Regions from separate parts of the Homo sapiens genome. Here region 1 is linked to region 2. Evidence: chromatin loops called from intact Hi-C (ENCODE). Cell type or tissue: CD4-positive, alpha-beta T cell. All regions are shown on one strand. Each heading gives the region's core, and the rest is flanking DNA. Links, peaks and the distances in the headings are about the cores only. Region 1 overlaps SF1 (splicing factor 1). Region 2 overlaps NRXN2 (neurexin 2).

What was found. A loop is a pair of places that touch in the nucleus more often than their neighbours do. Peaks named below come from ENCODE experiments on the same cell type or tissue, not always from the same donor. Only the 100,000 strongest peaks of a DNase experiment are listed, where the experiment ranks them.
Region 1: it touches region 2 in a loop (8-fold over the local background); 7 of 110 quality-filtered maps call a loop at or near these places.

The regions. Positions count from the first base shown.
Region 1 is chr11:64,763,924-64,775,327 of GRCh38, reverse strand. SF1 (splicing factor 1) reads left to right here. Exons shown (of 13, transcript NM_004630.4): 3 at 1,823-1,898; 4 at 4,920-5,072; 5 at 5,275-5,364; 6 at 5,719-5,902; 7 at 5,990-6,105; 8 at 6,199-6,306; 9 at 7,042-7,222; 10 at 7,484-7,757; 11 at 8,077-8,136; 12 at 8,249-8,428; 13 at 9,173-10,722. The coding sequence ends at 9,510. Among named protein-coding and RNA genes, the nearest start is that of SF1, 8.9 kb to the left of the region's middle. RefSeq lists enhancers at 7,845-8,718, 8,719-9,591, 9,592-10,466, 11,391-11,404, 11,340-11,404 and 1 more. In CD4-positive, alpha-beta T cell, for the core only: CTCF peaks have their summits at 7,226, 7,428 (motif pointing right) and 9,946; DNase peaks (open chromatin) are centred at 7,437, 9,517, 9,757, 10,857 and 1 weaker place; H3K4me3 peaks cover 1,320 bases; H3K27ac peaks cover 3,814 bases.
Region 2 is chr11:64,682,647-64,694,202 of GRCh38, reverse strand. It overlaps NRXN2 (neurexin 2), which reads left to right. Exons shown (of 23, transcript NM_015080.4): 4 at 1,327-1,356; 5 at 3,727-3,798; 6 at 8,256-8,557. Among named protein-coding and RNA genes, the nearest start is that of NRXN2, 35 kb to the left of the region's middle. RefSeq lists enhancers at 5,254-5,303, 5,443-6,363. In CD4-positive, alpha-beta T cell, for the core only: CTCF peaks have their summits at 5,464 and 5,666 (motif pointing left); a DNase peak (open chromatin) is centred at 5,632; H3K4me3 peaks cover 412 bases; H3K27me3 peaks cover 351 bases.

The DNA of each region.
Region 1 (11,404 bases), core at 3,405-11,404, 79 kb before region 2:
GCACAAATTCTTTATATCTCCATTTCTGTTTTTGTGGAGGGCTAGTTAGTTCACTGGGCCCTAAGGACTATTTATAGCTATAATCAAAATAGAATCAAAGGAGAGGTGTAGTTCTCCACAGAAGAGAATGACCCTTTTTATTTAGATCAGGCCCCACATCTCCATAGTCAGCTAGGAAGACTCACCTTCTCCCCTCAGTGAAGGTGACTTTCACCTCGAGTTGTTGAGCTTAATACTCAACTGCAAAGTCAGAACTTTTTAGGCATAAAGGAGCTTGGGGAACCATGTGTCTTACTACTTTTCTGTCTCCCACGGTACATACTGCTTTGTCCAGGATGCCCTCAATATCTTTTTTTTTTTTTTTTTGAGAGACTGAGTCTTGCTGTGTCGCCAGGCTGGAGTGTAGTGGTGCGATCTCGGCTCACTGCAACCTGCGTCTCCCGGGTTCAAGTGATTCTCCCACCTCAGCCTCCCAAGTAGCTGGGACTACAGGCGCACGCCACCATGCCCAGCTAATTTTTTTTGTAGTTTTAGTAGAGACGGGGTTTCACCATGTTGGCCAGGATGGTCTCGATCTCTTGTCCTCATGATCTGCCTGCCTTGGCCTCCCAAAGTACTGGGATTACAGGTGTGAGCCACTGTGCCCGGCCAGTATTTTCTTTCGATAATAATGGGTTTTCATTTCTTCAGGGTTTTAGTGTGTGGGTGTGGTATAGCCCTGTGGATGTATTTAAAGTTAGAAGGAATCTTTGGTTAGACACGCATTAATCCTATCTTGGAGCCAGCTCAGTTTTAACCCAACCTAGTAACATTTGCCCTTATTGGAGATGCCTGCTGAAAATTCTCAGATGCTGCGAAGGTAAGGAACAGGTGGTTATTCCGCATGTTGAAGAAAGCTGCTCTGGCTCTGCAGTTCCCATTATCTTGGAAAATCAGCTGTGTAACATTTCCCTGGCGTCACTGGCAACTTTTGTGAAACCCTCATCTCTCTTTTTCATGCACAGCCTCATTGGTCAAGGCCCGAGGGCCAAGTACATTGTCCTTGAACACACATTCCATTCTTCTACACGCCTGCTCCCCATATGAACAGTGAGCCTGAAAACAAATTCTTAGCACTTTATGGTTACTGGTTTATTAAGATATGTGGTTTGTCATTTAATATTTGAATAAATATTTCATATAATTGAATAAGAGCTGCAGGTATTGGGAGACCCTTACTAGTACAGGTCTGGTTGTACAGAAAGAGTATGTACAAATTTCTATAAGGTGTTGAATTTTGTTATTAAATGTCTTATTTAAGGAATTTTAAATGTATTAATGAAAATGATCTTTGCTCAATTGGTATTTTTCCTTGTCCCATGTTAATTGGGTCTCATTTTGGGCTATGTTTAACATTTAATGAAGAAAAAACTCAATTCTTGCCCTCAAGTAATTTGATGGGAGTCGGGTATTGGTGACGTAACATGGTTTATGGTTCTGGGTACCAATGGTAAGCAAGCCTTGGTGGGGAGGAAGAGGTGAAACACCTCCTAATAATTGCTTGGATGTTAGCCTTAGTGAACAGTCTTTATTGCTAACCCCTCTTCCAACAAACTGTTTGCTTCCTTAAGTGATAACCATTTTGAAGTGAAAAAAACCTATAGATGTAAAAGGACTCCTGCCGATAGGTGGTTGGGGGTTTTTGCTTCAATGTGTTCACTGATCAGTCGTCCCTTTCAAAGTCTCCGAGTTCTTCATGCTTGTTGTTGAGATTTGAGATGTTTATTGGTAACATTGTCTTTTTTCCATCCTTTTTTTTCTTTCCTAACCTGGTTTCTTCCAGTGCAACTGCAGATAGAAGACCTGACTCGTAAACTGCGCACAGGAGACCTGGGCATCCCCCCTAACCCTGAGGACAGGTTGGGAAACAGTTTTAACCAGCTGACAGTAACGCTTTTACCTTTTTCTCAATACGTTTTACTGGTGGCAACATATTGTGTCAGTTCAATAAAATCATAGTATGACGACTGTACCCTGACCACTTTGGGGATTAAGGTTTAATTAGAAATATGTATGGTCAGTCAACAGTTAGAAAATTGGAATAAAACTTAAAAATGTTGGGAGAATAAAAAGTTACAGGAAAATGGACAACTGGTTTCCAATTGGTAAGCATGTAGATCTTAACCTGATTTACCCACCCTTAGGGGACAGTGAGGTGGCCCGTTAACCTGCCTTTTCAGTACCTGCTTTGGCCAAAAGCCCAGGGCATAGAGTTTTTCTCACAGGTACACAGTGCAGGGACTAAAAATATTTTTGAGCATCACTGAACTTGAGCAAGCCAGGAGCTCTGGTCAGCTCATTGCTGCAGTCTTCCTGCTCATGGTTTTGAGATGGTTTCAAAATCAGATGAGATTTCTAACCAACTTCTTTCACTGCCAGTTAACTTTCAGCCTTGGCCATTGCCTTGGGGGTGTTGGGAGGGGCCAGAATATTCTCACCTATTTTGGGAAGGCATGCAACCAACCCTAAATTACTTTTTTTTTTTCCTTAAAGGGAGCGTGGGCCTCAAACAGCTGTGGTCATGTCATTTCAGTTTGCAGTTTCTCTCACCTCAGAAAAATAAATTGTGTGGGGGAGATGAACTTTTTTAAACTGGAATTTTATTAGCTGATTGAACAGCTAAAATTGGTCATTTAATTAGAAGGGCAGTAAGTCTCTCCCTCTCACTGAATTTTCTCTTAGTACATACAGAATAGTTGAAAAGACTTTGCTTTAAAAAGTAGTGTTTTTGGTTTTTGTTACCCAGTTAATAGCTTATTAAATCAGGAAGATGATGTAATGGCTTTAGAAGTCACTCACTCATGCATCTTTCTTCCGCCCTTTGCCAGGAAACATTAACTTCCTTGTTTCTCCATATTGACTCTTTAATTTGACTTACTACATTTGCTATATTTTACCTATAGATAGATTTTGGTTGTAGGGTTGTGTTGTGTTTCGTTTCTTTTTGAAGATTTTTTTTTTTTTTAAATTTACATTGTAGGTCATAGACCACAACTGTTTAGTGCCTTTTTGGCCTTTTTCCCTTTAATAATATGTCTACAGGTCACCAGTCAATTCCTCCAAAGGTTGAATTTTTAACAAACCTTCTTTGCTTCCTGGATAACTGGGATTAGAATTTAGTTGATCTAGCCGATGCCTGTTGGAGGTGAAGAAGTCGGGCCAGTCTAACCTCTAGAATACTAGCTTTTGCCTTTCACTTCTGCAATTTGGGAGGAGGTTAAACTGTTGTGAGGCCTTCACATGGCCAATTGGGTGCTGGTAAGACTTGTTTTTGTAACTAGCTAAGAATGCTTAATTCTAGACAGCTGTGGGGTGGGAATTAGAAATGTCAAGCATGTTAGAAATAAAACCAGAGCAGGGTTTTTCCTCCCTTCTATTCAGTTTTGAAAGAGGCCCTAATGCCTGATTGGTTTTGCTTTTGAGCCCAGGTTGGAGGGAAATGCATGGGTTTTCTTAATTAAGATAATTTCTTAAAAAGGTGTTATATCACTTAAGCCACTTTATTGTTATTTTGATGCTGCTTAACTTGCACAGTAAAAACATGTTTAAAACTTTTCTTGTAGACTTAAATGTATAAGATGGTAGTCTAATGAGCTGGGGTATGTTTGCTTTTGTTCACTCTTAATGGATTGTGCTAACAGTTTATACAAATGCTAGAAACGGAGGTGTCATTTAGCCGTCATTAGCCATGAACAAACCTGACCTTTTATTCCATCGTGTGTGTAACGTGGTGTGACATGGTTCCCTTTAGGCTGAAGACAGTGGGAGCAGCCGAGTTCAGTCCTTGCTCTCCAACTAGGCAAGGTTCTCTCAACTAAACCAAGGGTATAGGAGTCTTGATTACTTTCAGTATGTTTTTTTAATAACCTGATCCACATGGTCTCTTCCCTTCTTGCAGCTGCTACTAAATTTTCATTCAGAATATCAAGCTATGGTCCTTTTTGTAATCTTAACTCAAAATTCTAGGAGTGTAACCTCTCTTTTTTATTACCGCAAAATCCAGCTGTGGTAAACTGACCATTTTATCATTACATTTTTTTACTTGTAGCAACAGCATTTTACTCCTTAAAAAAATGAGAGAGAGAAAATCTGCTTTCTGGACTTGTAAACTCTGGTGGAGAATCATAGGTTTTCCCCTTGCTGTTTGCAGGTTCAGACCCTAGACAAGTATGACCAAATCTGCATTTGCAGCCTCTCGCAGAAGCTGCTTTAGCACTTTAACGTTTTTCTCTACCCAGACTCCCCAACCTCGAACAGCCAGAAAACAGGTTGTCTCCTGGGCCTTGGACACAGCCAGCCAGGCCATTGAAGGAAAAGCAAAGACGAAGCGAACCATCTCTCTCCATTGTGGGGGCCAAGTAGCTGCAGTAGCCTTCAGTCCCAGTTGCATTGGGTTAAAGAGCTCATACATACTATGTGTTAGGGGTACAGAAGCTTTTCCTCATAGGGCATGAGCTCTCCAAGAGTTAACCTTTTGCCTAAACTTGGGGTTTCTGTGGTTCATAAAGTTGGGATATGTATTTTTTTTCAAATGGAAGAAAATCCGTATTTGGCAAGAAGACTCCAGGGGATGATACTGTCCTTGCCACTTACAGTCCAAAGATTTTCCCCAAAGAATAGACATTTTTTCCTCTCATCACTTCTAGATGCAAAATCTTTTATTTTTTTCCTTTCTCACACACACCCCAGACCCCTAACGTTAAGCCAGCTTCCATCTCCCCATTCCACACGATCTTGAGTAGCACACGTTATGGTCGGTTCCTCCGAAGAGTGTTGTATTAGGGTCTGAGAGGCAGAGGGGCTGGGAAAGACTTGTTATAGTCCGTGTGGGAATGAGAGAAGTCGGTGCAGAATAGTAAACGGGAGTCTGTTTCCCACAGGTCCCCTTCCCCTGAGCCCATCTACAATAGCGAGGGGAAGCGGCTTAACACCCGAGAGTTCCGCACCCGCAAAAAGCTGGAAGAGGAGCGGCACAACCTCATCACAGAGATGGTTGCACTCAATCCGGATTTCAAGCCACCTGCAGATTACAAGTAAGCGGAGGGGCTCGGTCATCTGGGATGAAGACACATGCAGATCATGGGTGACCTGCTGGGATGGGACAGTATTGGTACTACTCACCTCTTGCCTCAAGTCACCCATAATTAGCACTTGGTACCAATATTTGGTTTTAGAAAAGCCGCTGGCTGTGTCATTCTCCAGAAATGTGCGGTGACACAGGCTTTTCTTTCTTAGACCTCCAGCAACACGTGTGAGTGATAAAGTCATGATTCCACAAGATGAGTACCCAGAAATCAACTTTGTGGGGCTGCTCATCGGGCCCAGGTGAGTAACTGCTGGTCTATAGGATATAGAATTCCTTTAGAGCCTGTGAGATGTGTCCGTTTTGTGCCTAATTGGGGACTGTTGGCTTACTTTTCCCCTTTTTGGTAGGACATTTCATTTTGGCTGAATTAATGCCTTTCTGTGAGAAGGTGTCTTAACTTCCCCACTAGTGCGGAGAAGTCAAATCCTCAGGTTTACTGTGGCTGACCATAATATAGAGTTCATGGAGCTCTTGGTGGGAAAATCCAATTCTCTGCGCTTGTGGTTTCCCACCAATGCCAAATTGGTCCAGCCTCTCTTCCCTCTTGAGTGTGAATTTGTCAGGTATAAACTTAGTCATTTCTGCCTCTCTAGAGGGAACACCCTGAAGAACATAGAGAAGGAGTGCAATGCCAAGATTATGATCCGGGGGAAAGGGTCTGTGAAAGAAGGGAAGGTTGGGCGCAAAGATGGCCAGATGTTGCCAGGAGAAGATGAGCCACTTCATGCCCTGGTTACTGCCAATACAATGGAGAACGTCAAAAAGGCAGTGGAACAGGTGAGCGGTGAGCCCAGAAAGGAAGCCTCCTAGCAGAAACCTAGGTGGAGGCCCTAAGCACTTAACTGTCCATTGCATTTTCACTAGATAAGAAACATCCTGAAGCAGGGTATCGAGACTCCAGAGGACCAGAATGATCTACGGAAGATGCAGCTTCGGGAGTTGGCTCGCTTAAATGGGACCCTTCGGGAAGACGATAACAGGTATGTGATCAGTTTAAAGGAGAGTGTAGAGACCTGAAGAACCTATGGAAGTAGAGATTGTTCCCTTGCATTGACCTCTTTTTCCTTTAATAGGATCTTAAGACCCTGGCAGAGCTCAGAGACCCGCAGCATTACCAACACCACAGTGTGTACCAAGTGTGGAGGGGCTGGCCACATTGCTTCAGACTGTAAATTCCAAAGGTGAGGGGCTGGCTCTTGCGGTTTCCTGGTAGCCTGCGATGTGCAGGACAACTTTTCTGGCACATTCATTGGTTGCTGTTAATCTTACCAAGAGAAACATCCTTTCTGTTAGTGTGGTCTGTAATGGTGTGATTTAAAGCCCAGGATGATTAGAAATAGGCTGTACAGATACCCCTGTTTGTTTGTCTTGAGCCCAAGAAAACTGGAAGTTTCCATTTTGGGTATGTTTTTACTGGGGCTCAATAGGAAATTCACTGCTTTTGCTGTTCAGAATTGGTTCAAGAAGACTAAGCAATCTCTACAGATTTCTGACCAGTTGCAAGTCAGCACTCGATATCAACACTTTCTGACTGGCTGGCGAATATGTAAGGTTTTGTTTAGGAAGTTCGTTCTGGCAGTTGTGCCAGTCTTGCATAGATTTTCCTTTCCTCAAACTGGGAATGAAGTTTGATGAAATTGACTTGAGAGAACCTGTGCTTCATCGGTGCTCAGGGTCTCCTGTGCTCTTCGCCCAGGGGCCCCTCTACTCTGGTGATCCCAGATGCAGAACTGGGCACGAAACTGAAGATCTGATGAGACTGTTGAGAGCCATGCCCAGTAAGGGGTTAGAAAGATGTGTGATGATCTGGTGATTGAATTCTTCAGAACTTTCCATATGTTGGTTCCTCAGGATAAAAGCTTCCTTCTTAACAAGTTTTTCCCCTTTCTCTGTTTGTGTCCCCCACCCCACTTCAGGCCTGGTGATCCTCAGTCAGCTCAGGATAAAGCACGGATGGATAAAGAATATTTGTCCCTCATGGCTGAACTGGGTGAAGCACCTGTCCCAGCATCTGTGGGCTCCACCTCTGGGCCTGCCACCACACCCCTGGCCAGCGCACCTCGTCCTGCTGCTCCCGCCAACAACCCACCTCCACCGGTGAGCCTGGGGGCTGGCTCTCTTGGTCTGGCTTCCCCATTCTCTACTGCAGAGACTGGGAGCTATGGCCACGTGGTTTGGGTAGAGCAGACAATGGATGTGGATGGCAACATTGTTCTTCCGGGATCTCAGGCCAGTTTGGGGACTTCTCACTTCGGGAAGACCTTGTTCTTGTGTTCTGGTCCTGTGTCATAACCCGAAGAACAATGTTGCCACTAGGAGGCGCAGGCAGGGACGTTGGCAGGAAATGCTCTCACGTAGTCTCTCATGTCTACCACCCAGAGCCGCCCACCCTGGATGAATTCTGGCCCTTCAGAGAGTCGGCCCTACCACGGCATGCATGGAGGTGGTCCTGGTGGGCCCGGAGGTGGCCCCCACAGCTTCCCACACCCATTACCCAGCCTGACAGGTGGGCATGGTGGACATCCCATGCAGCACAACCCCAATGGACCCCCACCCCCTTGGATGCAGCCACCACCACCACCGATGAACCAGGGCCCCCACCCTCCTGGGCACCATGGCCCTCCTCCAATGGGTAAGTAAGTGTCAGACCAGAAACCTTGGGGGCTTTGGGATAAGCAAGGGGTTACGTCAGGTCGCTGTTGGCTAGAAGCAGCTCTCAAGTGGCTGGGCAATGTGCTGGGTCTGCCTGGCTTGCCAGGGTTGTGGCTCTGGAAGGAGCAAGACTCCATTCTGGTTCAGGGAGTGATTCTGTGTTGGGTAAGCACAGACCTGCCTTTTACAGGCATGGTTTTCAGAACTCGCGTAAGGATAGCAACTGAGGTTATCACAGGGGTGGCTTCCCTGGCCAGTTCCAATGTCCTGCTAAGTCCCTGCTCTTTCCTTCCATCAAGATCAGTACCTGGGAAGTACGCCTGTGGGCTCTGGGGTCTATCGCCTGCATCAAGGAAAAGGTAATGGCTGTCTGCTGGCTGTGGGTCTTCACCTAGGCTTGGGTGAGTGGGGGTTCTGGCCCAAGTCCCCGCCTTTCCCTGAGGCCTCATCTTTGCCTCCACCTGTCCACAGGTATGATGCCGCCACCACCTATGGGCATGATGCCGCCGCCGCCGCCGCCTCCCAGTGGGCAGCCCCCACCCCCTCCCTCTGGTCCTCTTCCCCCATGGCAACAACAGCAGCAGCAGCCTCCGCCACCCCCTCCGCCCAGCAGCAGTATGGCTTCCAGTACCCCCTTGCCATGGCAGCAAAGTGAGTAGAATATTTTGGGCTTGTGGGGGTGGGTGGGATGGGGGTGGGGCTGACAGGAACCATAGAGCCTCACACAAGCAGGCAGGTGTCTTGGGATGAGCCCCTGGGCTCTGCTGGGGTTGTAAACAGAAAGGGCCTCCTGGTCCAGGGGGTGGAGGGGCATCTTGAAGAGGAGAGCTGATGTTTGGTGTGGTTGTGTCTGGGGAGAGGTTCGTGGGGGCCTGGAGGGGAGCCTGCTATTGTAGGTAGGGGGCCAGAAGTCCAGACCCTCGCAGGCTGAGTGAGCGGCTGGCTGGACTGAGCCTGGTGCATATGGGTCGAGTGGGATGGTGCATGCTTGCTCTGGCAAGGGCTGCGATTGGGGTGAGAGACTGCAGAGGTGGGACTGGGCAGTGGGGAGACAGCAGCTGTGGCCTTGAGGTTGAATGTGCCGTTCGGTGGTGGCGGCGGCTGGGCGGAGGGACATCAGAGCTGTTCTTGTGTCTGGTACCTTCCCCTCAGCCCTTCCAGGGGCATTGGTGACAAAGGGCTTACTCTGTTAAGCCCAGAGACCTCGAGGCTGACCCCAGGGTAGTCCTGCCCACCCCTCCACTCCCCATCACCAGCCCCGCCCACCCGCCCCCCACCACCGTACCGCATGCCAAGCAAGGAGCAGGCGCCCCTCGCCCCCATCCCAAGGCAGCAGCCGCAGACAGCCGCGGTGTGCCCCCGCGCGTGTGACCTTGGGCTTCTTTACCACCCCAGATACGACGACTACCACCACGAGCGCTGGCACAGGGTCCATCCCGCCATGGCAACAGCAGCAGGCGGCTGCCGCAGCTTCTCCAGGAGCCCCTCAGATGCAAGGCAACCCCACTATGGTGCCCCTGCCCCCCGGGGTCCAGCCGCCTCTGCCGCCTGGGGCCCCTCCCCCTCCGCCGCCTCCACCGCCTGGTTCCGCCGGCATGATGTATGCCCCGCCCCCTCCTCCTCCGCCTCCCATGGACCCTTCTAACTTTGTCACCATGATGGGCATGGGGGTGGCGGGCATGCCGCCCTTCGGGATGCCTCCAGCTCCCCCACCGCCTCCACCACAGAACTAGACTTGTTTTTTAAGAAAATATATATTATATATAGAGAGAATTGGTCTCGTTTAAACACGCCGAACCTCACCATATGGAGCCAGACATTGGGACGCACGCATGTGATTGTGTGTGCACGCATGTGTGTGTGTGCACGCACTGGGCTGGGCCAAGCGACTGAGGATTCGCTTGGGAACGGGCAGGTGGTAGTAGGGGCGCCAGCTTGGGCTCTCCTGGCGCCCCGTAGCATCGAGTGTCTTCTTTGTCTTCTTTCTCTCCTCACCCAACTCCCTTTGCCTCTCCCCAAACCGGGCCGCCAGGATCCCTCCCCGCGGCGGCGATGGCCCGAGCCATGAGAGTGAGGACTTTCCGCGCCCATTGGTGACCCTTCCAGGCAGACAGCCTCAGCAACGCCCCTGGTGGACAGGATGGTTCGGCAAAGCAGCCTGAGTTATTTTTGTGGACGGAATCGGAACACGCTGGCTCCATATCGTGAAATTTTTATTAATTTTTTTCTTTTTCCTTTGTTACTTCTTTATCTTTTCCTTTCTTCAGACTCCGTCCAAGGAGATGCTCTCCCCGGTCTTCTGCTGCAATTTAGATTCCTTTCCCTTCTCTCCAGTTCTCCTTCCCTTACCAAGGAGAGGGGAGCAAATGGTTTTGGGCAAGGGCTTTGGCCATTCATGTCAAGCTGGTTGTGGGTTTTTCAAGGTGCCATAGCCACCCCCAAAGATGTTTGTTTAAAGCGTGGGGTTTTTTAATCTCTGCCACCCTTGTCAAGGGAGTCTTGTAAAGTTGCCGAGGGTAGGTTCATCTCCAGGTTTCGGGATTCCCATCCGTCCTGGCGATCCTGCCAGCAGTGGGTGGGCAGCCTGAGCTCCCTCGGGCTCGCCTGCCAGCCTGGAGTTCTTCCTGTGCTCCTTGATCACCTGAGCTGCCTCAGATTCCATTTGGTCCTCTCCTTCCTGGAAGGCTTCCTTTTATGTTTTGTTTTAATCCCAAATGTCTGAATGTTTTGCAGTGTGTAGGGGTTTGAGCCCCTTGTTCATTCTCCTTCCTTTTTCCTCCCGCTTCCCTCTCCATGAAGTGATTCTGTTGACAATAATGTATACTGCGCGTTCTCTTCACTGGTTTATCTGCAGAAATTTCTCTGGGCTTTTTTCGGTGTTAGATTCAACACTGCGCTAAAGCGGGGATGTTCCATTGAATAAAAGAGCAGTGTGGTTTTCTGGGTCTGCTTCTTTATTTTCTTTTTAATGCCTGCCCCGCCCGGTTTTTCTTTTCACATAAACTTCCTCTACCACCAGCAGCAGCAGCAGCACCAAAGGTGCCTTAACTTTCGTTCAGCACCAGGTCCGGGGGGGTGAGACTGTGGGTGGTTAATTAGGGAAGCCCACCACCTGCCTCCTGTGTGTGGCTTTGGTGGTGGGAGCTCAGTGTGTGGGTGGCTCCACAGTCTCCCCTTTGGTGACTAGTTAACATCGCTGAGAACCAATTTTGCCCCTCCTTGTTCACTGCTCATTTTTCTAGTCTCTGTCCTTTGAAGGCTTTTTCCTGGGGCTCAGACGTCCACGTTTGATGAGCTCCAGTGGTGATTTGTGCCTGGAAGCTGCCACCTAAGGCCCTGGGCCTGGGGAGGCATCAACACTAAAGGTCAAGCCAACTAATCCTGCCTGTCAGGCACAGAGCAGCTAAAATTAAAACCGCCAAGTGGCTTTTTTCCTTCTCTGCTGGTGACTTGCAGCCTGCCAGCGCTGTAGGCTTTGGCGGGGGTCGGGGGGACAGGATAAAGTGCCCCATCTTGTGCTTTGCAAGCACTTTTCAAAGGGTCTTCTGCTTTTTTTCCATGTCTTGGGCGGCGAGTGGGTAGTTACTGTTAGGGTTCCAGAAAAATCCATGTGGAGTCTCCACCAGG
Region 2 (11,556 bases), core at 1,486-9,485:
GGGGCTGGGGGGGCTCTGAGGTTTGGTGGAGCTGGCTGGCCATCTCAGGAAGCCCTGGGGTCTCAGCCCAGCTGTGGGGCCTGGTGCTGCCAGCCTCTCTAGGAGAGAGCTTTCCTTGGCTGGTGCCTGTTGGGGACAAGGGTACTGATCCAGTGGGCCAGATTCCTTCCCACTAAGGCTGGGGAGGGGTACTTTGGGTTAGGGCTGACAAGGCTGTCTCAAGGGGCCAGTGTAATCCTGGATGGAAATCCTAGCTGGTCTTCCTATCAGTCCATTTTCTATTTTCAAAATCCAGCTTTTGGGTCATTTGAGAGAGGTCCTGGTCAGAGAAAGGGGGTCTGTAATTTATGAATGATGTACTTGGACCTTTCAGAGAGCTGGGCTTCCTCCCATAGGGCTCGGCTGTCCTCTTTGGACCTTGCTGTCTGAGAGCTCTGACCCCAGTCTCTCAGTGTCTCTGTAGATTCTACCTTCTCCTACCTGCTTCCTCTCTAATTTTGTCCTCTTGAACCCCAGTTTCCTCTTAGAACCCAGGTGTGCAGGGTCCCTACTACCCCTACAGAGGTTATTGGGAAGGGTAGCTGGGAGGATTAGAACCCAACAGGTGTCCTTCCAAACCCCGCTTTAGTGGGGGATGCTTTTAGGCCCAGGTTCTTTATATCCCCCCATCTTTCCCCCTTTTCTACCAGCATCCTAGGGGTAACTGGGATTAGGGGTGTTGGGGGGTTGGAGGCCCCCTTGCCCGCTTAATCCCATGCTAACAGGACACTCTCTCTCTCTCCAGGTGGCTTTGATTTTTGTGTCGTGTTTTATTTTCTCCTCCATCTGAATCGTTTTTCTCGTTGACTGTTTTTTTTTCTCTCCGCCTCCCGGAAGAAAAAAAAAAAGAAAAAAAGAAAAAGGAAAAAGCAACCCTCCTAGCCTAATGCTTCTCCTCCTTTTCCTTTTTTTTTTTCCGGCAAGAAGAAAAAAAGAAACCAAAATCTCCTCTCCCCGCTGCAGTGCCCCCCGCCCCCTCCTTCCTCCAGTTCTGCCTGTACCCCTCTCACCCTCTCTGACGCCCCTAATCTCTCTTTCTCTCTTCCCCTGTTGTGCCCTCCACCCGCTGTTTCGGCATCGGGCCCCTCTCCTCAGCTCCTGGGCTGGGGCTCCCCCCGATGTCTGTCACAAGTTAAAAAAGGTTTTTAAATTGTGGCAGCAAAAGCTTTTTTCTCCCTTCTCTCTGGCTGATTTTGATGACTCGTGTTTTCTTTGTTTCTTTCCCCTTTTCTTTCTTTTTTCTTCTTCTTTTTTTCTTTCTTTCTTTCTCTCCTTCCCCTTTCCAAGGTCCGGCTCACCTGACGTTAAACAGCGAAGGTATGGTTTGAAGTTTTGGTTTGGTTTGGATTGGATTGCCCCCAACCTGCGCCTGGATTTTCTGTTCTTCTCCCTGTCCTTCCCCTGTCCCCTTCCCCTCCTCCACCTGTCCTGACACCTTCCTTCCTTTCCTACCCGCTTCCTTTGCCATTTCTTAATTTTATTTGGGGGGTGCTGGGGTGGGGGTGGGGGCTTGCCCTTGTCTGTGTGCTCCCCTCTCCCTCACCCACCCTGAAGCACTCCATCCACCCACATCTCACCTTGGTTTCTGACATCAAGAGATGTTTGAACTCCTGCCGTTGTCTCCAGTCACCCTTTTTTTGCGTTTTCCTGGTAGTGTATCTTGCTTTTTTTTCTTTCTCATGGTGGTGTTTGATTTCCTTCCACTCATTCTGATCATTCTTTCTTTTCTATGGACCTAAGTAACAAGAGAAAAGCATGGGCTGGAGAAAGAGGGTCTTAGGCAGTCTCATCACCCTCACCTTGCTACTGTGGGAGGCCCCCATCCATGACGAGAAGGGAAATGGGAGTAGAGGTGTAGGGTCTCTCCGTTTCCACAGTGTGCGCTCCCAACCCCCTGCCCACCCGCACGCCTTCACCCTTGTATCTTTTGAATGTCTCTTAACCCTGTTTGACAGATGACGACGTTGAGGACCAGAGAGATGAAATGACTTGTTAGTGATTCCACAACCCTTATTGGTGGTATGGTTGGGACTAGCCATTTAATTTTAGCACTCCTTTGACTAAGTGCCTACCATCTTTGAGAGCCCTGGTGTTAAGCAAACCTGGAGACAGAACTCAGGAGTCCTGTCTGAGCTCCTCCAGCTCTGGCCTCCTCTAGCCCTCTGCTGTCACTGATTCTCTCTGAGCTCAGGGTTTTGGCCTTTCAGACCCTTTGGCACTGTTGGACCTGCCCAATTCAGCCCTCTGTGGGGGGGTCATCTTACAGAGGAACAGAGTGGGGTCCTTAGCCGGTAGGCAGGACCAAGATTGGGCTGCAGGGAGAAACTCATATAGATATGAAATTTGGGATGGATTTAGGTCTGGGGAGGTAGAGGCCTTGGAGTCTTGCAGGGATGTGGAATTATGGCAAGAAGTGTGGGGAAAGAGGAAGTCCCAAATGGAGAGCTAGGAGTAGGAACCCTGGTTGGTTCACTCACATCCTTCTTGCCTCTCAGTGCCTGGTTCTATGGGTGCTGGCTGTGGCTCCCCTTTGTCATAAGTGAAGGCCCTCCCAAAGGATCTCAGAAAGCCCCCCTGGAAAGTTCCACAGCTCAAGTATTATTCTAGTTCAAGTTTGGGGATTTGCAACTGGGGTTGAAGTAAGAGCCCATTTAGAGACTTTTCCCCTTCATCACTGAGTTTTCTCATCCTGAAGCCATCCTGTGGATCTGGCAGTAGGGCTGGGTACCTGGAAGCCAGGTGCTGAGTATATAGGTTCACTGGAGCGGGGAGAGGTGGGGTGAAGATTCGAGCTGGCCTGGAACCCAGACATGGTAACATGTGCCCACCGGGGCATTTGGACTGAGGCCTAAGTGCTGCTGATGAGTGGGGTGGTAGGGAGTGAGAAATAACTCCTGAGAAAGGGCTTGCCCACATCCAGGCTGAGCTCCAGGGAGGATCTCCTTTGACTTGCACAGCCCTTTTGTAGGCACAATGGTGGGATGAAGAACAGACAGGAATTACAGGAAGCCCCTGGAAATCTCTGGGAAGCTCCAGGGTCTAACTGGCAAAGAAGTGGGCAAGGGTGAGCTTCCGAGCACTCACTGTGGTGAATGAAGCAGGTGTGGATGGCCTCAAGGTGTAGTGAGAGCCTCAAGGACAGGAAAGAACAGAAGAGGAGCTTGGGATATAAATCTGGAGAAGTTTCTGGAGGAGGGGGTGTCTGCGTCAGGCTTTTGAACGAGTTGGGAAGTGTGAACTTAACCCAGCATAAAGGGTGTGAGCAAAGGTGCAGAGTGGTGGGGAGAATGTGCCTCATGGAGGAGGCAAGGAGAATGAGCGAGCAGTTGAAAGGGGGAACTGGGGGCCTCCAGTGCTGAGGGCTGGCCTGTTTGCCTGCTGTGGGGAAGGAGGGATCCTGCACTCATGGTGAGGCCTCTGTTCCTCTGCCCAGTCTCCCCACCCCAGGCAAAGAGTGGAAGTCGGTGATCATGAATCTGATGGGGTCTGTGGGGCTGATCGCCCTCGGTTTGTCAAGCGGCTCCTTCCTTAGAGGTCTTGAAGGCAAGGGAGTCCCCAGAAAAGCCTCTCCTCCCCTGTCCGTGCAAGCAGCACCTCCACCCTGGAGAGGGCCCTTCATCCCCTCAAGGCTGGGGAGGGACTGGCTCGGTACCCCCTGTGCCTGACTCCCCAATTCTGCTTCTCCAGTAGGGTCCTTACTGTTCTCCGAGGGGGGGGCCGGGAGAGGAGGAGCCGGCGATGTGCACCAGCCAACAAAAGGTCAGTGACCCCCATGGTCCCCAGAGAGCCCAGCCCTCATCCTGCTGCAGGCTAACTGTGCTTCCTGGGGGGAAGCCAAGTCAACGCAGGCACATCCCCTTGTCCTCTCTGAGGCCTGTGGGAAGTGATGGGTCTGCTCCCCGAGTGCCATTCCAAAGGCCCCATTAGCTGCCCTGATGTGAAGGGCCACAAACCTCCATTTCTTTCGCAAAGCCCAGTTGTTCTGATGACTTCTTTCTAGAACACAGGTATCTTTTTATGTGGCAGTTGTTCAGGCTGATCCCTAGGAAGTATCTGTTTCTTTGTTAAGGCAACCAGGCAGCACGGCAACCCCAATTTAACCATCAAATTCTGGAAGCCTGCTAGGTGCCCAGTCCAGGGAAATTCTGATTGGGAGCTGTGGCCAGCACAGGGCCTTTAAGCCTGCTTGGGGGCTCTAGCTCCTTTTTCTGTACTGAGGCTGCCTTTCTTAAGACAATCTCTTTCCTAAGAAGTTTACAAGCCACTATAACAAGTCCTCAAGGAACTCCAGTGGGTGCCAAGCACTGGGGCTATGGAGTCCCATTTCCATTCTTTAGTCTGCTCTTCTGTTTGCCTGGATTTCCGCCATCCTTGTCCTCTCCCCAATGACTTGGTGTGTCTCTTTCGTCTGACTCTTGAAAAAGCAGCCAGGCCATGCACACTGGAAGTCTCCTTGAACACCCCAGGTGAACCTGGTCACTTCCACACTTTGTCCACACTTCCACTAGAAGGCTCATCACACTGTATCATAACTGTCACTTTACCTGTTTGCTTCCCCAACTAGACCAAGCTCCTTGAGGCCAGGGATTGGATATTTTTGTTCCTATGCCCCCGGTGCTTCACACAGCTCTTGGCACATAAGTAGCTGTGTGCTCAGCAAATTTATTTTATATGAGCCAATGGGCTCTGTTACTAAGGGGCTGATTGATGTTCTAACACCTACAATAAAGTGTGGTCCATGCAAAGTACATGAAAAGTGCAGACTCTTTTCAGAGGAGTTAATTTATTCATTGAGGCCAGGCACGGTGGCTCATGCCTGTAATCCCAGCACTATGAGAGGCCGAGGTGGGAGGATCACTTGAGGCCAGGAGTTCAAAACCAGCCTGGCAACATGGTGAGACTCCATTAAAAAAAAAAAAATCATTGAGAAAGAGAGGGAGACACAGAGAGAGGCAGGACACTAGCAGAAAGTTACCAACTGGCATGAGTCGTTTATTTGTGGGATGCTTTATGGTTGAGGAAGCTGGACCCCACCCTTTCTCTTTCTGAGGTGCCCACAGCAGCCTGTGCAGTTCCTGATGATCAGCTCCATTTTCCAGACGGGGAAGCTGGGACTTAGAGCCCAGCTTTGTGACCAGCGAAGGTCACAAAGCTGGTGGTGGAGCCAGCACTAGCGCCCAGGTCTTCTTTCTCACATCACATTTCCTCTCCAGGGAGCAGTACAAGATGTTATTAGGCAGTAAGTGCCAAGTGAGCAGAACAGACAGCTGTAGAGCTCGAGAGTAGGGAGGGCGGAGGGGGGCGCTGGAGACCTTCCCAGAGGAGGTCTGGGAGCTGGGCCTGGAAAGAAGGCAGCTGCTTTGTCCCTCATGCATGGTTCTCAGAAATGCAGGACCACAACAACTAGTCTCTAGCCACATTCACTGGGGACACTTGTAGGGCTACAGACTCCCCAACTGTGGGAGATAAACGAGCATCAGCTATTATCTTCCTTTCTCGGTCCGGAGCAATTAGGGGCGGTAATTGTGCAAGCGCTGCTGGGAGTTGTAGTTCCCAGTCGCGCCAGACCGGCGAGATAGGGGAGAGCGCCCCCTGGTGCTTCAGGGCTTGTTCAGCCCAGATCTTGTTTGTGCTCTGCTGAGCCCCTCCGCCGCCCCTACAGGCTCACCCCAGTAGAATCCCTCCACCAGTCCCTTGAAGTCATGCTCCGACCTCCCCTACTCAGGTTCTCTCTCTCTCTCCTCACCATCTTCGGGTTTTCTTTCCACACTTGCTCATCTCTTTTTCTGTCCCTCTTCTCGAAGGCTTTCAGGTTCTCTTTGGCTGCTCCTCAGGCCTCTTGGCGTCTCTGGGCTGACCCAGGTCTCCGGTGGTAAAGGGACTGGAGCCCGTGGAGGCGCAGGCTCCAGAGTAGCTAGCTTTGCCACCCACCCCAGGAGACTGGAGGCAGGGCTGAGGAGTCGAGAAATGGCCTCGTTTCTCCACTTGGCCTTGGCAGCCACTGTCCAGCCCCAGACCCGCCTCTTTCCTTTTTGCTGGCCTCTTGTTCTGTCCCAATCACTTACTCACATGGTTGCCTTATTCTTTTCTTTCTTTCTGTTTGACTCTCTTTAATGATACTTTCTTTGACTGCAGTGAAGGTGAGGGAGTGGGAGGAATGGCTTCTGGGTGGGACTAGTACATGTGGCAAAACCAAGGTCAAACATTCCTTTTTCTGGTCCTTGAGCCCCCTGGTTCTCCTAGTGCCTGGGCAGCAGGCTTCGTTGCTATGGAAACAGCAAGGCCCCAGAAAGCCTTGGCTTCTGTTCCCTAGAGGTCCCTGTCCACTTTCGTTGCTGGCTCTCTTCCCATCTCCTGTACCTGTTCCCGCAGGGCTTGCTCCTTTTCTTTATCCAGATAGCCGCGCTCATCCCTTCTTGCTCCCTCACAGCCCTGAGCCGTCTTCATTTCTTGTCTGTCTCTGCGATGGTTCTCCTTTTCCTGGCTCTGCCCCACCTCCCTCCTTCCCTCCTCCTTGCCACTCTTCCCCGCCTTACCCTCTTGTCTCTGCTGGGGTCCTCACTTTTGCTTTCTGGCCCTCCCCGCTGGTACCATAAGTAGACAGAGGAAGGGATTCAGACTGTCCCGATGTTGCCCAGGCCCCCACCAGCCTTGCTGCCCTGTGGCCTCAGGAAACCGGGCCTTGCCAGCTGCAGTGAGTGCTGTGCCAGGCTCTGGGGCAGCAGCTGGTGCCTTGGCATCCGGAGGCAGTGAGGACAGAGGCTGTGGGCAGCCTGCCTAGAGAGAGAGAAGCAGGCTGTGTGTGGAGGGGAGGGGATCTGCAGAATCTGCACTCCGAAACTCCCCCCCCGCCACCACCCCACTGCCTCAACACATAGCACTGCTGCTGAGCCCTGCCTCCACCAGGGGAAGGCAAGTGCTTCCTGGTGGCCCTGGATGCACCCTGGCATTGTGCCTGTTCTTGCTTGGGCATTGGGAGCATCTATTGAGAATTCCTGCATTTGGTTAGCTCGGCCTCTTCATAAAGACCCTCACGGCCAGTGTTGTTTGCCCTGCACCTGTCCAGTGAGGTAGGCAGGGCCAGCTGTGTGCCACTGCTTAATGGCCAGAAGTGAGCCACTGGTAGAGCCCAGGTCCTCTGGTTTGTCCTGACTTCATATCCGGTTCTCTTCTCTCTGCTTGCACTCTGGCTTGTGCTGGTGTTGGACAGAAACCTCAACTTCTTGGTACTACTGAGTCATTGTCTTCTCACTTGTTACCAACTTACAGAATGCTGACAATCCCTCAGCCTCTCCCAGTAGTTTTTGCTTCTGCTTAAAAAGTGCCAGTGGAAGGGCCCTGTGCCGGGTGCCTATGGACATACATGCACACACACAGACATGCACACACACAAGGCCCAGGCCTGCTCTTGCCCTGTTACTCTCTGGGCACACACAGGTCACATCCAGGCACTCTTTGCCCTCCATCTTGGGCCTGTCTGCGCCGTCCTTGGCTTGGAGTAGGGAGCTGGGGGTGGAGATGATAGCTGGGGCTGTGGCCACCCATGTGAGCTCTGCCTGGTGGCCTGTTGCTATCCGGTGCATATCCCTGTCACCTGCATCGCCTTCGTGTGTGTCTTCCTGGCCCTCCCCACATTCCCCCACCTCCCATTCTCCTCATCTGCTCCTTGCTGCACAACAGGCCTATTGGTCCCATCCCATATGGTGAGGCTGAAACTGTCTCCAGGCACTGAGATTGGCCATCGCTGGAGGAGGGGCAGGAAGGGAGGTGGGCTGTGCGTAGGAGACCCTTGAGGACCCTGCCATACGGGAGGAGCACCCAGGGAGAAGTAAGGCAGAGCCTCTTATTTCCCTTCTATGTCCCTTTGTTAAGGGGAGTGGCCGATGGGAAGGTTGGTGGGGAGGAGACAGTGAGCACCCTCCGCTCTGCTGGGTCCTGTGGCAGAGTAATTGTCAGCTGTCAGTGTGGGAGCCACTTAGCAGCCTCCTGGTTTGGAAATGGACACAGGGGACATTGACTTTTGACAGCAGAGACGGCAGGGTCCTGAGAGGATGGTTGACAGGCCGAGGGAGGGAAAGGGGCCTAAAGCTACAGGTTGGGACCTCTGGGCTCCTGGTGCCCAGGACCAGTGCCTGCGTTGCTGGAGGGGAGAGGGAAGCACTGGTGTACCCTGCCCCATTCAGCCTTCTCCCGTTTCCCCACACCACGGCATCCAGGCAAGGAGGAGTTTGTGGCGACCTTCAAAGGCAATGAGTTCTTCTGCTACGACCTGTCACACAACCCCATCCAGAGCAGCACTGATGAGATCACACTGGCCTTCCGCACCCTGCAACGCAACGGCCTGATGCTGCATACAGGCAAGTCGGCCGACTACGTCAACCTGTCCCTCAAGTCTGGGGCTGTCTGGCTGGTCATCAACCTAGGCTCAGGTGCCTTCGAGGCCCTTGTGGAACCCGTCAATGGCAAGTTCAACGACAACGCCTGGCACGACGTCCGGGTCACCCGAAACCTGCGCCAGGTAGGAGGAGTGAGAAGAAGGCCAGGGATTAGCTATACCTGGGGTAGAATGGGGGTTGGGAGAGGGGGCTGCCGGGAGCTTGTGGTGGAGGGATCAGGGCTGGGCAGTGAGGTGTGGTTCTGGAGAAGAACAGGAGTTGGGGCTGTGAGGGTCCCGACATAAGGCTGCAGTGGCTGGCAGGCTTCAGAGACCAGGGAGCTGAGCTGAGGAGGCTCCAGAACTGTCCCTGGGCAGGAACCTGAGGGCAGGGGAAGGACTGGGCTCAGATTGTTGGGAGCAGCTGGGCTCTCGAGGGATGGGGCTAAGAAATCAGGTGATTTAGCAGGAGGGCAATTCAGGAGATGGGAGGAGTGAGCCAGTGCCTGAATGGGTGCTCCTGGGTGCCAGGGGGTGGGGAGGGGTTCCTGTGGAGTGGGCAGGCTTTGGCCTGGTGGAGCAGATGAGGGTGTCCCAACACTAGGGCAGCAAGGCACGAAGGCAAGCCTGAGTTAATGTGTGCGGGCAGGATGTGTTCTGCCCCCAGCCGAGGCTTTTTTAGGGCAGAGGCAGAGATGGAGCCAGTGAGGTGGTGGCATAGTAGGTAGGTGACAGAGAGCAGGAGCAGAGAGGGGGCTTGGCCCTTCATCTCCTCTGGGCAGGACATGCCCTTCTTTTCCTTCTCTTTCTTTCAAAGGAGCCAGGCCCTCCCAGCATCCATGGCTTGCTTTCTGCCTCCCCTTGGCTCCTGGGCAAGCCCACGCAGGTGCTCAGAGTCCTTCCTGCATTGGCTCCTGCAGACAGGAGCTCCTGTTCCCAGATGCTCCCACTGGACAGGTCCTCTTAGAAGTGGTCCTCTTCACCTTTCCCAAGGCCCAGGATGGCTAGTGCAGGTGAAGCTGTCTCTGACCAGTCTCTTCCTAGTTATCTTCTCTGAACTTCCTGGTTCTAGCGGTGTGGTGGCTAACTTTCCTTGTCTCTCCTCCTGTCATCCTCCTTCTCCTCCCCTTCCTCCCACTGAAAGCCTCGTCAGCAGGCTCAGGATCTTGGCTGGCCTCCCACTCTTCCTACCTGTTCTCATTTCACACCATCGATGATGATCTAGTGGGGATACCTCTCATTAATGCCACTCCTCCTTGCCAGGAGAACGCAGTGACTAATCCTGCTGCTTTTCCTCAGGCCTGCCACTACCTGTTGCAGCCGGGCTCCTACTAATGTGCCTATTCTTAGGGACCCCTGCGTTTCACAGAGTGACGTGCTTGGTGGAGTCACTCCTTAATGCGGGGCTCCTCTTCTTGTCAAATCATCCCTTTACCCAATCAGAGGGCTGTCCCGCGTTGTCATTACCGAGCACATCTGAGTGTGTCATGTGCATTTGTGACAGTTTCAGATGCCACACACATTTTATTGGGGGGTATAGAGGAGTTGCCTCTAGTGCTTCCTGCTCACTTTGCTCTCTCTAGGACCAGCGCTGTCACCTGGTACCGACTTCGGCAAGATGCTCCAAGTTCAGAGTTCCTATCCATGCATCATATGACCAAAAAATACATGGCACATCCATACTGGGAACAGAGGGGGAAAAAAAGACATGGTCCCTGCCCTTCCAGGACTTCAGCTCTTGAGGAGACAGGATGAGTCTGTTAAAAGTGAATAGAGCAAAGCCATGCCAGTGCCAAGTGAGCAGCAGAAACCTTAAACACCCTAGGACTCAAGTGATACCCAAGACGAGGGAGAGGTCTGTGGCTAGGGGAGGTGGGAAAGCCACACAGAGGAGGAGACACTCGGCCTCAGCAGTGCTGAGTGTAGACAGTGACCCTCGGCTGCTTCTTCCTGGGGTTCCCGGAGTCGAGAGTCCAAGCTGGTAACTGATGGAAACTTCTTCCCCTGGATTGTTCTACCAGAAGTCTCAGAGCAGAGAGGCAGGTCATATTGACCCTAAAGCAGGTCCTGAGGTCCACAGAGGGTGTCTGCTTAAAGACTTTGGTTGAGTGCTCTCTTTAAAAAGGGATTCTGGGGGAATTTCTTTTCTTTTCTTTTTTTTTTTTTTTTTGAGATGGAGTCTCACTCTGTTGCCCAAGCTGGAGTGCAGCGGCGTGATCTCGGCTCACTCCAACCTCTGTCTCCCAGGTTATAGTGATTCTCCTACCTCAGCCTCCCGCGTAGCTGGGATTACAGGTGCCCGCTACCACACCCAGCTAATTTCTGTATTTTTAGTAGAGATGGGGTTTCACCATATTGGCCAGGCTGGTCTTGAACTCCTGACCTCAAATGATCCTCCTGCCTTGGCCTCCCAAAATGCTGGGATTACAGGTGTTAGCCACCACACCTGGCCTCAATCAAGTTTCTGTAGTGTCTGGGTGACATCCTGGGATTGGAACAACACTTACATGATAAAAAGGGTGATGATGGGTGGAGTGGTTTGAATCAATATTCTGTCTTCCCCAGGTTTTGTGGGCCAGGAGCAAGGACAGGGAGAAATGACATCTGTCTTCAGCTTTACAGGATAGAGTGCCAGGATCTGAGAACACTGTGGCTTCCAGGTTATTTTTCTCATTTGATTAGAATGGCCAGGGAGATGGCCTTCTGGGGAGGACCTCTCTGAGAACCAGCACTGAGGGGTCTCCATTCCCTTTGCTTCTGCAGCCATGGGAGTGGGTCAAAGGCCAGCTCCAAAGACTGGAAGGAGGCAGAATTTCCCTTTTTCCCTTGGACTTGGTAATTATCCCTGGAATCATCTAGAGGCTCTCAGAACATAGCAGTTAGGACCAGGGGCACCTGATGAGACAGTGTCTCCTTCTCTCCTCTCTCTCCTTTCAAATCCAGCCCTTGAGGTCACTGTGACCAGAGGTGTCTCTTGGAGGATCTTGGCAGGAATTATTACCTCTGAGGATTCCCCGAGGTCTATTTTAAATCCTGGGCCCACTCTCCTCCCATACCCAGTATGCTTCCCAACTGCCTCCCACCACCATGCAAGCAGTGTGCAAACCCATTTCCTCATTAGCCAGCACCAAATTTGGAAGACA